Linked DNA regions of Homo sapiens: region 1 is linked to region 2. A link is a contact called in ENCODE Hi-C or POLR2A ChIA-PET data. All regions are on one chromosome and are shown on one strand. The core of a region is the stretch at or near the end of the contact, and the rest is flanking DNA. Distances in the headings are between cores, read along the strand shown. Region 1 holds the start of LINC02574 (long intergenic non-protein coding RNA 2574). Region 2 holds the start of XKR8 (XK related 8).

What was found. A loop is a pair of places that touch in the nucleus more often than their neighbours do. ChIA-PET counts read pairs that join two places held with the same protein, here RNA polymerase II (POLR2A). Pooled maps may share reads with other maps.
Region 1: a pooled map shows a loop between it and region 2 (6-fold over the local background). The contact joins the promoter of LINC02574 here to the promoter of XKR8 in region 2. A Hi-C loop is called at or near these places in 1 of 168 maps with a recorded cell type or tissue (Ramos) and 6 of 50 pooled maps. POLR2A ChIA-PET finds 5 or more read pairs at or near these places in 2 of 52 experiments (H1 and OCI-LY7).

Annotation. Positions count from the first base shown.
Region 1 is chr1:27,660,816-27,667,017 of GRCh38, reverse strand. LINC02574 (long intergenic non-protein coding RNA 2574) reads left to right here and starts at 4,296. Exons shown (of 2, transcript NR_151722.1): 1 at 4,296-4,341. IFI6 (interferon alpha inducible protein 6) reads left to right here. Exons shown (of 5, transcript NM_002038.4): 5 at 543-954. The coding sequence ends at 637. RefSeq lists enhancers at 3,649-4,164, 4,234-4,443, 4,165-4,680.
Region 2 is chr1:27,956,539-27,963,047 of GRCh38, reverse strand. XKR8 (XK related 8) reads right to left here and starts at 3,075. Exons shown (of 3, transcript NM_018053.4): 1 at 2,686-3,075. The coding sequence starts at 2,978. It overlaps SMPDL3B (sphingomyelin phosphodiesterase acid like 3B), which reads right to left. Exons shown (of 8, transcript NM_014474.4): 8 at 3,896-4,572. The coding sequence ends at 4,210. RefSeq lists an enhancer at 2,571-3,134 and a silencer at 2,815-3,204.

The DNA of each region.
Region 1 (6,202 bases), core at 3,047-5,546, 300 kb after region 2:
CTGCCCCTGACAAACTTCCCTCTCTGCCTTTCTGAACCTCGCATCTTCTCTTCTCTCAATTCTGAATGGCAAAAGCCCAAAGAACCAGCCCAAAAGAAGAGAGCCCTGCTCAGACGGGGCCACACCCCTGCAATGGGAGGGGAAGAGTGTGGGCGAGCCCAGGGACACCTCTGGGCTATCAGCTAGTTGTCCTCTCACATGGCACATAGCTGTGACAAGATGAAATGATCCCTGGCTTGTGAACCCCCCACACCCACACAGGGCTCCACGAAGGTGGCTGTTAGCATGATTAATAACATGGCGTTTCCATGGCAGACATCAGGTGAAGGAGCCATTATTTTTGCCTTTTTCATCACTGAAACACATCTCTGATTTGGGATGTCAAGGCAATGGGACTCACTTTGTAGTAGTGCCATCCCCTCTCAGGGCCTCTGTTTCTCCATCTAGACATAAGGGGTTGGACTCAACCAATGGTTTCCAGACATTTGGATTCCCAGGCCTGGCACTTGGGCCCCAGTGACTCATCTGTGTTTGCTTTACAGGGGCTGGTGGCAGCAGCGTCGTCATAGGTAATATTGGTGCCCTGATGGGCTACGCCACCCACAAGTATCTCGATAGTGAGGAGGATGAGGAGTAGCCAGCAGCTCCCAGAACCTCTTCTTCCTTCTTGGCCTAACTCTTCCAGTTAGGATCTAGAACTTTGCCTTTTTTTTTTTTTTTTTTTTTTTGAGATGGGTTCTCACTATATTGTCCAGGCTAGAGTGCAGTGGCTATTCACAGATGCGAACATAGTACACTGCAGCCTCCAACTCCTAGCCTCAAGTGATCCTCCTGTCTCAACCTCCCAAGTAGGATTACAAGCATGCGCCGACGATGCCCAGAATCCAGAACTTTGTCTATCACTCTCCCCAACAACCTAGATGTGAAAACAGAATAAACTTCACCCAGAAAACACTTTGTCCTGCTGTCAATCATGTTTGCAGTGAGAAGCCCAAAACAATCTGGCTCTGGCCTGCACCATCCACACACCCCCATTCCCATTTTCCCCTCGAGTCAACCACAGCTCCTGGAACACAACCAGTTGATTTTGTTTCTGGGCCTTAGCACATGTTGGTCTCTACCTGGATGCCTTCAGAAGCTCATCTGCCTGAAAAACTCCCTTCCATCCTTCCAGACTCAGTTCAGACATCCCCTCCTCTGGACTCCTGCCTAGCAGGTCCTCCTGTATAAATGGACAGGCTTGATTCCACAGGGTGCTTGGGGAGGCAGAACTCAGTTTGTTCTCACTGAGAGAAGCTTCCAGGTACTTCTCTGATTAGGCAGAGATGGAGAAGCCAGGTCTCCGTTCTCTCAAGAAGCGCTAGTGATCACCCTCAGATGGAGAATAAAGGCCAGCCCTTCGCTCTGGGGAAAGGGCGTAACAGCAGCTTTTCGAGGGCTCGGCAAGGTCCCCCTTTCCTCATAGGACTCTGGGGATAGGGAGAACAGTTTGCATATGGAATTCACAGCCCTTCTGAATAGGAAGGAGAAGACAACCCAAGCACATAGGAAGCATTCCGTAAATGTCAGTTATGATTGATGAAGGACTTGCATAAAACAAAGAGGGAACAGCCAAGTGACAACCAGGAATTAGCTCATCTGACTTTGGAGTCAGGGTTTACTCTCTGGGGCTCACAGACCATATTCTTCCTTTCTTCCAAAGTTGGCACCAAACTAGGGTCTCTGCCCTTAGAAGAAGCCCCCTCCACTTATTCCCTTGGACAACATCAAGGCCAGAGAGATGGGCAGCCCTGCCCCAGGATTTTAGATCTGAGGCCTCAGCAGTCCTCAGGCTGAATGACACTGGAAATGACCAGTTCTTTATGGGAGACTCCACCTTCCCCAGGATCCCTTGGGACCGGCCTGCGCAGGATAACTCCTTGCCTTCATTCTGTAAGTGATGGCAGGGGCAAAGGACACCACAGCGGATGGGACCCAGTTCCTACCTACTTGAGGCTCACGATGCACAAATGAGGACCCCACCTTTTCCTTCCCTGTCACCACCTCCCCGCCCCCATCTCCTTTCACCCACCCTCACCCTTGCCAGGGACCACAATCCTTGCCAGGGACCACAATCATCCTATCTGCAAAGCCTGTGGCAGAAGGGTGAACACACACCAGAATTCACCATCGCGAGTCGAGAGATGCTCAACACACTTTTAATTAATTATTTTTCTTGAGACAGAGTCTCACTCTGCTGCGCAGGCTGGAGTGCAGTGGCGTGATCTTGGCTCACTGCAGCTTCTGCCTCCCAGGTTCAAGCGATTCTCCTGCCTCAGTCTCCCAAGTAGCTGGGATTACAGACACCTGCCACCGCCCCCAGCTAATTTTTGTAGTTTTAGTACAGAAGGGGTTTCGCCACATTGGCCAAGTTAGTTTTGAACTCCTGACCTCAGGTGATCCGCCTGAGGATCACTCCCAAAGTGCTTGGATTACAGGCGTGAGCCACCGCACCTGGCCTCAATGCACTTTTAGATGCCTCCCTGGCAGCAACCTTCAGAGAGACACATGGCTGTGTCCCCGCCCAGCTCCAGGGCTGAGTCACCTCAGACAAGTTAAGTACTCTCTTGGGGTCCCAGCTTCCTTGTTTTTGTTGTTGTTGTTTGAGACGAAGAATCTTGCTCTGTCGCCCAGGCTGGAGTGCAGTGGTGAGATCTCAGCTCACTGCAACCTCCACCTCCTGGGTTCAAGCAATTCTTGTGCCTCGGCCTCTCAAGTAGCTGGGATTATAGGTGTGTGCCACCACGCCCGGCTAATTTTTGTATTTTTAGTAGAGACGGGGTTTCACCATGTTGGCTAGGCTGGTCTCGAACTCCTGACCTCAAGTGATCTGCCCACCTCGACCTCCAAAAGTGCAGGGATTACAGGCGTGATCCACTGCACTCGGCCTTCTTTGTTTTCAAAACTAGGGCTGGGGGTGTTACATATTGTGGTCTCCAGGGCTTCCTCCTCTAAAACATCTGCTGAGCCTGAAGCGCATGCTTCTGAGTCCCCTCAGCCTTGTCAGATCCTGGCTTTCTGAGGATGAATTTTATTTTTGGAAGCAGCCAAAAGCCACTCTGTAGTGCCAACTTTGGTGACTAAAGTGGGTGACGGTGCGGGGCGATACCATGTTTGGTCACAAATGAGGGTAACTAGAAACTAGCAGGGCTTGTCTCTACTAAAAATACAAAAATTAGCCGGGTGTGGTGGCGGGCGCCTGTAGTCCCAGTTACTCGGGAGGCTGAGGCAGGAGAATCGCTTGAACCCAGGAGGTGGAGGTTGCAGTGAGCCAAGATCACCCCATTGCACTCCAGCCTGGGCGACAGAGTGAGACTCCGTCTCCAAAAAAAAAAAAAAAAAGAGTCCAAAAATAGATCCCATCTCTGACTGCCAATGTAGAGGTTCTCTGTCCTCATCACTTTTCTCTGGACCTGTTTCCCAGATTGTAAAATGGGGAAGGGAAGGAGTTGAACTCTCGTCCAGACCTAGAATGTCTTTCTCCAGTGCTCAAGTTAGGAGCGTCTTGCTCTTAAATAAAATACTTTAGGGATTTCCTTGTTCTTTAAGGGCCTTCCAGGTCCCCCATACCCTTGAATCACCACTCTCCCGGCAGGGGCTCTCACAATTTCATGGTGCTATGTGCGGATCTGACCACCAGGTGGCAGTACAGTCCTATCTTGGACTCCATCAGCCCTCATCAGCCTTTAGCAGCTCCACGATTACCAACAGCCCTCTCTGGGGCAGGCAACCAGGGTTAAATAGAGACGGAAATGAATAGACCTCGCCCCTGCTCAGCAGCAGGAGCTACTGAAGCTCACAAGAGTGGTCCATCAGAGAATCCCTCCAGGGCCCACCTCCTCTTCCCTTCAAGTCCTCAGTCCTACAACTTGGGGATCTCCAAACTCCTGTAGTCAGGTCTCACCTCCAGGCTCACTGCCTGCGCTCCCAGACCCAAGTCACAAGGATGAAAGTTAACGAGAGGAGCACACCACACGCACTTCTTGGCTGGGCAGCAGAGGGGGATGCTGGGAACTGGGCATCACTAGATTCTGCCTGGAAAGGGGGGTCTGGGCCAGCCGAGGGTCTGGGGCAACAGTAGCTGGAGGCTGCCGAGGCAGGGGAGGCCTGTGGCTTCCTGTGAAGAACAGAGGAGCCACTTCCTTTAAGCAGATGGCTGGGGGAGGGGTGGAAGATGAGGGAGCATAGGCTTCCTGGCTTAGCGGGCGGAAAAGGGGTCCCAGGAAGGCCCCATGAACAGGTCCAGAGCAGCCTTCTCTTTCCCTCTTTCTGGGTCTCCATGGAACAGACAGCTGAGACAAGGTAAGGTCACACTTGTGAAGTTCTGTGCCGTGAAGCCACAGAAAGGATAGTCAGGTTAGGGAACAGGCTCATCTGTAGAGGCCAGTAAAGAAATGGAGCCTTGGTTATTCCAAAAAGCAAGTCCAAGCACCTACCCCCCAGTATCCAAGTCCCAGTCCCCAGCCTCAGAACCCAGTCCCAGAAATCCAGCCCCCATTTCCCCGCTCCAAGCACCAGTTCCCAGAGAAACGTCCAGTGCCAAGTCAGAAGCTGGCAGAGGCCCACTGGTTCATTATCTGTGTGAACAAATGGCATGGGCCCACAGGAGAGATTTTTTTTTTTTTTTGAGACAGGGTCTTGCTCTGTCGCCCAGGCTGGAGTGCAGTAGCACAATCACGGCTCACTGCAGCCTTGACCTCCTGGGCTCAAGTGATCCTCCCACCTTAGCCTCCCAATTGGGACCACAGGCATGGACCACCACATCCAGCTAGTTTTTTTTTTTTTTTTTTTTTTTTAGATGGAGTTTCGCTCTGTCACCCAGGCTGGAGGGCAATGGTGCAATGGTGCGATCTCGGCTCACTGCAACCTCCACCTCCCGGGTTCAAGCGAGTCTCCTGCCTCAGCCTCCCGAGTAGCTGGGATTACTGGTGCGTGCCACCATGCCCGGCTAATATTTGTATGTTTAGTAGCTACGGGGTTTCGCCATGTTGGCCAGGCTGGTCTTGAACTCCTGACTTTAGGTGATCTGCCTGCCTCAGCCTGACCACAAATTCTTGATGAACCAGTAGAGCTTGCCTCCCAGCACCCACAGCTACCAGGGCACAGCGTGGTTTAACTGCTCCAGGTTCTGATCTGCAGAAGGGGTAGGGGTCTTCACTCAGCCATGATCACTATCCTTGGAACCCACCAAACTAAGCCCATTTCTCCTTCAGTCTTTCACACTTGGGCCAAAGACACCTCCAGGCATGCCGGTGCCTAGGCCAGACACCTTCCCAAAGGCTTTTCCCCCTAACTTTTCAGTGATGGCTCCTTCTGCACTCTTTGGTCTTCACTCAAATGTCACCTCCTCAGAGAAGCCCTCCCTGACCACCTACTTTAAAATTGCCTCCTTGTTTCTCTCTACCATAGTAATTGCCAACTTGTCTGCCCCTTGGAATCATCTGAGAGCTTAAAATTGTATGGATACCTGTGTCTCACTCACGGTGTGGGAACAGCTTGCTCTCCATGTCACTCTTTTAATTTTCTGTATAAAGCCAGTAAAGACATAGAGTCTTGGTGACTCCAAGAAGTAGGCCCGGGTACCCAACCCCAAGTACCCAAGTCCCAGTCCTCAGCCTCAGAGCCCAGCTCCAAACACCCAGGTCCAAAGTTTTACATATATTAACTCTTTTCATCCTTACAATAATTCTCTCGGGTGTTCTTAGGATCCGCATTTTACAGATGAAGAGATCAAGGTACAGAGAGGTTAAATAATTTCCCTAAGGCAAGCAGCTAGCAAGTGACAGGACAAGGATTTGAACCCAGAGAGTCTGCCTCTGTAGAACAGTGCCTGGCATCTAGAGGGGCTCAATAAATAATTGTCCAATGAATGAATGACTTAATCTTAACTCCCTCTGCCTCACCCACCCCCATATTCAATCCATCAACCCACCTGCCTGAGGATTGTATCTTCTAATTATTTATTGAATCTGTTCATGTCCCACCCACAGTAGCCTCCCTCTCATCTAGCTTACTACCTTCCATGCTGGAGGGCACCTCCTAGGTGTCCCTGTGTCCACTCTTACTCCCGTATCCACTCCTGTCTATTCTCCACACAGAGGTAGGGAGATTTTAAAACACTAAGTACCCAGTGACTGCCCACAGCACTTAGAAGAAAATTCTA
Region 2 (6,509 bases), core at 1,826-4,325:
GTCTCAAAAAAAACAAAAAAGCAAAAATGGGGATCAATACACCTTCTACTCCCGCTGGCTAAGCACTGTCCCAAGCTCATCACAAACCTTGTCCTGTTTACTTCTCACAAAAGCCCATTTTACAGATGGGGAAACAGGATCAAGAAGCTAATAAGGTCTGGGTGCAGTGGCTCGCGCCTGTAATCCCAACATTTTGACAGGCCAAGGCAAGAGGATCACTGGAGGCCAGGAGTTTGAGACCACCCTGGGCAACACAGCAAGCCCCATCTCTACAAAGAATTTTTTTTAATTAGTTGGACGTGGTGGTACAAGCCTGTAGTCCAAGCTACTCAGGAGGCTGACGCAGGAGGACAGCTTGAGCCCAGGAGTTCAAGGCCACTGTGAGCCATGATTGATTGTGCCACTGCACTCCAGCCCAGGCAACAGAGACCCTGCCTCTCTCTCTCTTTTTTTTTTTCTTTTTTTTTGGAGACAGAGTCTACATCTGTCGCTTGTCGCCCAGGCTAGAGTGCAGTGGCACAAACTCGGCTCACTGCAACCTCCACCTCCCAGGTTCAAGCGATTCTCCTGCCTCGGCCTCCAGAGTAGCTGGGATGCTGGGATTACAGGCATGCGCCACCACACCTGGCTAATTTTTGTAGAGATGAGCTTTTGCCATGTTCAGCAGGCTGGTCTCAAACTCCTGACCTCAAGTGATCCACCCACGTCAGCCTCCCAGACTGCTAGGATTACAGGCATGAGCCACCAAGCCTGACCAGACCCTACCTCTTTTTAAAAAACAAACAAAAAATTATAAGCAGCTAATAAGTACTGGAATGAGGATTTGGATCCAAACCTGAATTGGAAAGGCATGCTATAAAGTTGCCTGAGGCAGTAGTTCTCAAACTTTAGTGTGCCCAAGATCTCCTGGGGTCCTGTGGGCAAGAGGACATTTGCCTCTTGGGCACTTCTGGGCACAGGCCAGATGGAATCAGACTCTGCCTTGCCCCGGCCACACAGGGGAGGGGCTGGAGGAGGGTTAGATTGGAAGGAGGGATCCCATTTAAGAGGCTGGCCCTGAGTGGTTAAGGATGGAGATTGGGGCGGAGTTAAGAGAGTCCAGAGTTTGGACAGACAGGTCTGGGGTACCCACTGGCATGAAGAGTAAGTGGAGGATGCACCAAGGACCCTCCACCCAGAACTTTGCTCTCAGTTGCCTATTGGGAGAGAACCCCGTTCACTCATCACAAGCTCATTCACCAGACATGTACTGTCACTTCCCCTGGAAGGACACAAGAACACACTGAGGAGCAGGCAGGCAGGACAGGCTGGGGTTCTCCCTCAGCAGGAGCCTTTGCCTATGGTCCCCAGTGACCTAGCAGGGACCCCTGCCTCGGCCAATTCACAGGCAGGAACAGAGACCCATTTCCAAAGCCAAAGCTAGTACAGTCTGTCTGACTCAAGCTCAGCAGAAATATTGGCCACAAAGATGCATAAGGTAGTTACAGATTCACGGCTCATGGAGGCCTGCCCAGGACTTAACAACTGCACCCCTTCATGCCCACCCGGGGTTTTCTGATGTCTCTATAATCCCTCAGGCAAAACTGCCACATTCAAAGCTCCTCTCTTCCACTCCTGGAGACTCCGTGTGGCTTTGTCAAGGCCAGATCTCAAGAGTTTGTAAAAACGGATTCAAGAGCAGATCCTGGCCCTGGCCACCCCATCCCAACCCACACCACCCTCTGCCCTGACTTTGTCGCATGCCTCTGAGCCTTGGGTTTGTTTTCCCATCTCTACGAGGCTCCACCAGGTCCAAAAAGGAGCAGAATCCACACACATTTTCCAGGACCCAGCCTATGCCCAGCCCTGGCTGGCTCCATGGGCATGGATGAGTCAGAGGCCATCTCTGCCCTCTTGCTGGGTCTGGGGTGGGAAGCCAAGTTTCAGGGGGAAGAATACAACCAGGCAGACAGGGTGAGAGGCGGCCTTTGTGAGGGGCAAGCGCTGTGGTGGGGTCAGGGCTGCTGAAACTCCCAGGGAGGCCCAGGTCAAGAAGCCAGCTGAGGTTGCTGAGTGCTCACTCTGAGCCAGGGCAGTGGACAGATGTCATTTCACTGCATCTTCACCAAACGGGCAGGCGCTATCCCCATCCCAATGGGAACAGCAACCAAACAGCCCCACTGAGAGGTCAGTGACTTCCCAAGGCCCTGCCCATGCTGAAACATGGGATGCTGAACTGAGTCCGCAGCCCCTGCCATTACAGGCCAGGCACTGTGCGAGGCACTTTCTCATTCTTTCGCTCACTCTTCACAACAGGCCTGCCCGTCACACCTGTCTCAGGGTGACTACCTCCTTTCTACGCAGGAGGAAACTGAGGCTCAGAGAAATGCAGAAGTGAGGCGAGAGGGGGCAAAGCCAGAAGTGGATCCCTGAGAGGTCCGACTTCAAAGCCCATGCGCCTCCCTTTCTTCCCTGGGCCTCAGTTTCTTCGCCTGTGCCAGGAAAGCTAGGGCTAGAATGAAGGCAGTCTACCGGGATTCCCTTTCCGTAAAGGGCTGCACGCTCACCTGTAGGCCAGGCGCCCACAGGACTTGGTTCCCTCTCCCAGTCCCCTTCCCGGCATATGGCGTGTCACCTGTACAGGTGACCCAGCTGACGGAGGTGCTGGGCTCCGACACTCCTCCCCTCCCGGGGCGAAGCACTCACCTGTACAGGTAACCCAGCTGCAGGAGATGCAGCAGCGCCAGGCAGCGGCGCGGGGGCTGCGACCCGTGCAGGCCGGCAGGGTCAGCGCGCAGCCAGAGCCAGCTGAAGAGCTGCAGCGCCACGGAGGCCAGGCCCAGCAGCGCCAGCACCAGCGCCGCCCACAGGTAGCGGCCGCCGAGCGCATACTGGACGGCGGCCCACAGGTCGGTGCCCAGGTCGAGCAGGAAGGCGGCGGTGCCCAGCACGCCCAGGACCAGGTCCCGAAGGAGGGCGCCGCGGGACGACCAGGGCATGGCCCGCCGGCCTCCGCCCTCTCCTGCTCCTCCGCGGTTGGGGCCTGCCCTCAGGGCCCGGGGTTGCCGAGGCAGGAAGGAGGTGGGCGCAGCCCTCGGGGCGGCCCGGGGCCTGGGCCTGGTGGGCGGGACTTCCCCGTCCCGCCCCGTCCGGGGAGGAGCGAGGCCCGCGGTTGTCCCAGGTCCTCCGCCCGAACCCCAGCTAAAAGCCGCTCGATGCTCTGCTCCCGCCGCCAGCCCAGGGGTCCACCGACCCAGCCCAGCCAAGCCCGCTAGGCCTGAAGACCGACTGCCCTTCGCTTCGCAGGCTTCAAATGGCCTAGTTTTACCTTTGAGGCGCCCGGAGGCCCAAGAAAGCGAGAGGGCGGGGAGACTAGAGCCTGGACCAGGGCTGCGATCCCTCACACCTGTATTGTTGCAAAACAAAACGAAACGCAAAGGCACATTCTAATCCCTAAGTGCGAGACTTTGCAACAACGCGTGCGCCTCGATCCAGGGATACCCGGAGAGCACGGGGCCGCTGGGTTCACGCCAGCGATCCGAGTCGGGGGAGGGCGGGCGTTAGGTTCCTGCAAATGAGTTAACCTCATTTCCATACGGAAGGGAATAGAGGCCGGGCGCGGTGACTCACGCCTGTAATCCCAACACTTTGGGAGGCCCAGGCGGGCGGATCACCTGAGGTCAGGAGTTCGAGACCAGCCTGGCAAACATGGCGAAACCCCGTCTCTACTAAAAATACAAATTAGTCGGGCGTGTTGGCGCGCGCCTGTAGTCCCAGCTAGGAGGCTGAGGCAGGAGAATCGCTTGAACCCGGGAGGCAGAGGTTGCAGAGAGCCGAGATAGCGCCACTGCACTCCGGCCTGGGCGACAGAGCGAGACTCCGTCTCAAAAGAAAAGAAAAGGAACACAACACAGAATCAAACGCATGATGAGCTTTGTTTTGTGAGTTAAACATAATACGCAAAAGAAGTATGCTTGTAGGGGGGTCTTGGGTCGTCATTTCTTTTCTGTTTCTGGTTTGTTTTTGGAGAGAGTCTGGCTTTGTCACCCAGGCTGGAGTGCAGTGGCGCGATCACGGATGGCTGCAGCTCCTGGGGCTTCGCTTCCTGATTCGGTTGTCCTATTTCAGTTCACTCCTCAGGCGCGGAGGAAATGGTGGAAGGCCCAGCTCTGGGTGATCCTGGGCGCTGCCCCCGTTACCCGTTACCAGGAAGAAGGTGAGCCTGGCAGGTCACAGCACGAGCGTGCACAGGCCCAGCAGGGCCATCAGCAGCAGCGGGAGCTGGGGCACGGGCGTGGTGCCAGAGGCATACAGACAGGTGGTGTAAGCGTCAATGTCCACCTGGCGCATGGCACACACGTGCTGCATGCTGCAGGCCTCGTCGCAGACCCCAGCAGAGTAGCTGACTGAGTTATAGACGTAGTAGCGCTGCAGTGTGCTCTGGTCGCCAGCGATGCGGTCCAGCACTGTGTGCATGGAGTGGGCGCTGGCGTCCGGCACCCCATAGGCCTCGGTCAGCTGGTACTCGAGCTCCCAGCGCGGCGTCCCCTGAGCATTCGCCTGGCTCAGGTTCATGAAGTAGGTCACCATGTCCTGGAAAAAGGGTTTGGGGTAGACCGGCTGTGAGCAGTTGTCTGCTTCCATCCCCATCCTGCACCTTGCATTTGCCCCCAAGTTCTTTAGAGCAGTGACCATGACCACTAGTAGTTATTGAGCACTTAGCTGTGCACCCATTGTGCTTGGCAGACATCCTCTGAATCGAATGAGGTAACTGCGCTTATTACCTAGGTTTCACAAATGAGGAAACTGAGGCCTAAAGAGGTTAATTCACTTGGCCAGGGTCATACAGGTATTCATACAGGTATTCAGTGGTAGCAGGATTGGACCCCAGGTTTACCCCAGGTCCCACCATGCTAGGGTACACATAGAAGACGCTCAGTAAATATTTACATAATGAATAGATAAAAGCAACATAAAAAGAGCAACACTAAGCATGAGAGAGATTATGAACTGTAGACTCCTAGGACCCAGGTGCATGTTCACGGCTAGACTCTGCAGGGTTCATCAGTCCAGCGGGTTCCAGGTACATTTATGAACCTGCTTCAGGCCACTGCAGACGGGGTAAGAGGAGCTGCCCGTATGCATGGCCACTCTGTGCCAGGAACATTCCATTATTTCATGTAGTCCTCCTCAAACCCTGCGAGGTTCTGTTACTCCCATTTTACAGATGAAGCAAGTGAGGCACAGAGGTCAAAAGATCAAAAAGCTTATGAGTGGTGGAGCCAGGATTCAAGCTCAGGGCTGACTCCCTCCCTGAGGAGAATGGAGGGCCTGTTAGGGGGTGATGGTGCAGCCTGCCATTCCCCTTGCTCAGACCCTTGGAGTGCCCATGTGGACAACAGGCCACTCTTTAAACCCCTCAGACCTCTTCTTAATCTACCTTTACTAGAATCAAGGACCTGGGTTAGCTCATGCAGTCGTTGGCTTTAAATGTCCTCTCTCCACTCCCAGATCACATCTCTATCCTCACCTCTTCAAGCTCCAACTTGCCCCTTCCCTGTCCACTTTCACTTGATGCCATTTAGCCCTCCCAAAGGTAACAGGTCCAAAACAAGACCTCTGACTGACCCTCCGAAGCCTGATCACCCTGCCACTTATCTCAGTAATCGGCAGCCACAGCCTACCGTTGCACAGGCCAAGAGCCTTGGAAGCCTCCTGGATTCGTCCCTTTTTCTCACAGCTCATATCCACTCTAGCAAATCCTGCATCCAGAATTCATCTGGGACCTGGCACTTTTCACCATCTCACTGCCTCCACCCTGGGCAAGCTACTATCCTGTCATCTGGGATTTGTCCTTCCCTCCAAACGGCCTCACTGCTCCCCCACCTGCCCCTACAGCCTGTTCCCTGCACAGCAGACATGATGATTCCATAAAATTATAAGTCACAGGATTTCATTCTTCTGCGCAAAACCCTCCAAATCCAGAGTCCTCATGGAGGCCTGCAAGATCGGACCTCCCCTCCCACTCTCCCCTTGTGCCTCTTACTGTGGCCACATGGCCTCCGTGCTCTTCCCCTAACCTACCACGCACATTCCCACCCCGGGGCCTTTGACTTGCTGTTCCCTCCACCTCCCCAAGATACCCACTGGGCTCCCTCCCTCAATACACTCAGAACTCAAATGGCACCTTATGTGGACACTTCCCCTTCCCACCTATCTAACACAGTACACACCTCCCATAGCTGTCACCCTGTCGCCTCACTGTTTTGATTTTCTCCTTAGCCCTTCTCTCAGTACTATAATTAATTCTACATATTTATTGTCCCTCTCCTGTAAGATGTCAGGTCCAGGAGAGGGGTGACTTTGTTTTTAAATTTACATATCTTCTGAGATTAGAACAGGGCCTGGCCAATGGCACACACTTAATGCATTTTGTTGGATAAATAAAGGAATAATATTTTTCATCTCAACAACCACAAGCTCATCCTACGAGGTGAGGGACTGCCCAAAGAATTAGGGGCTGGAGCCTC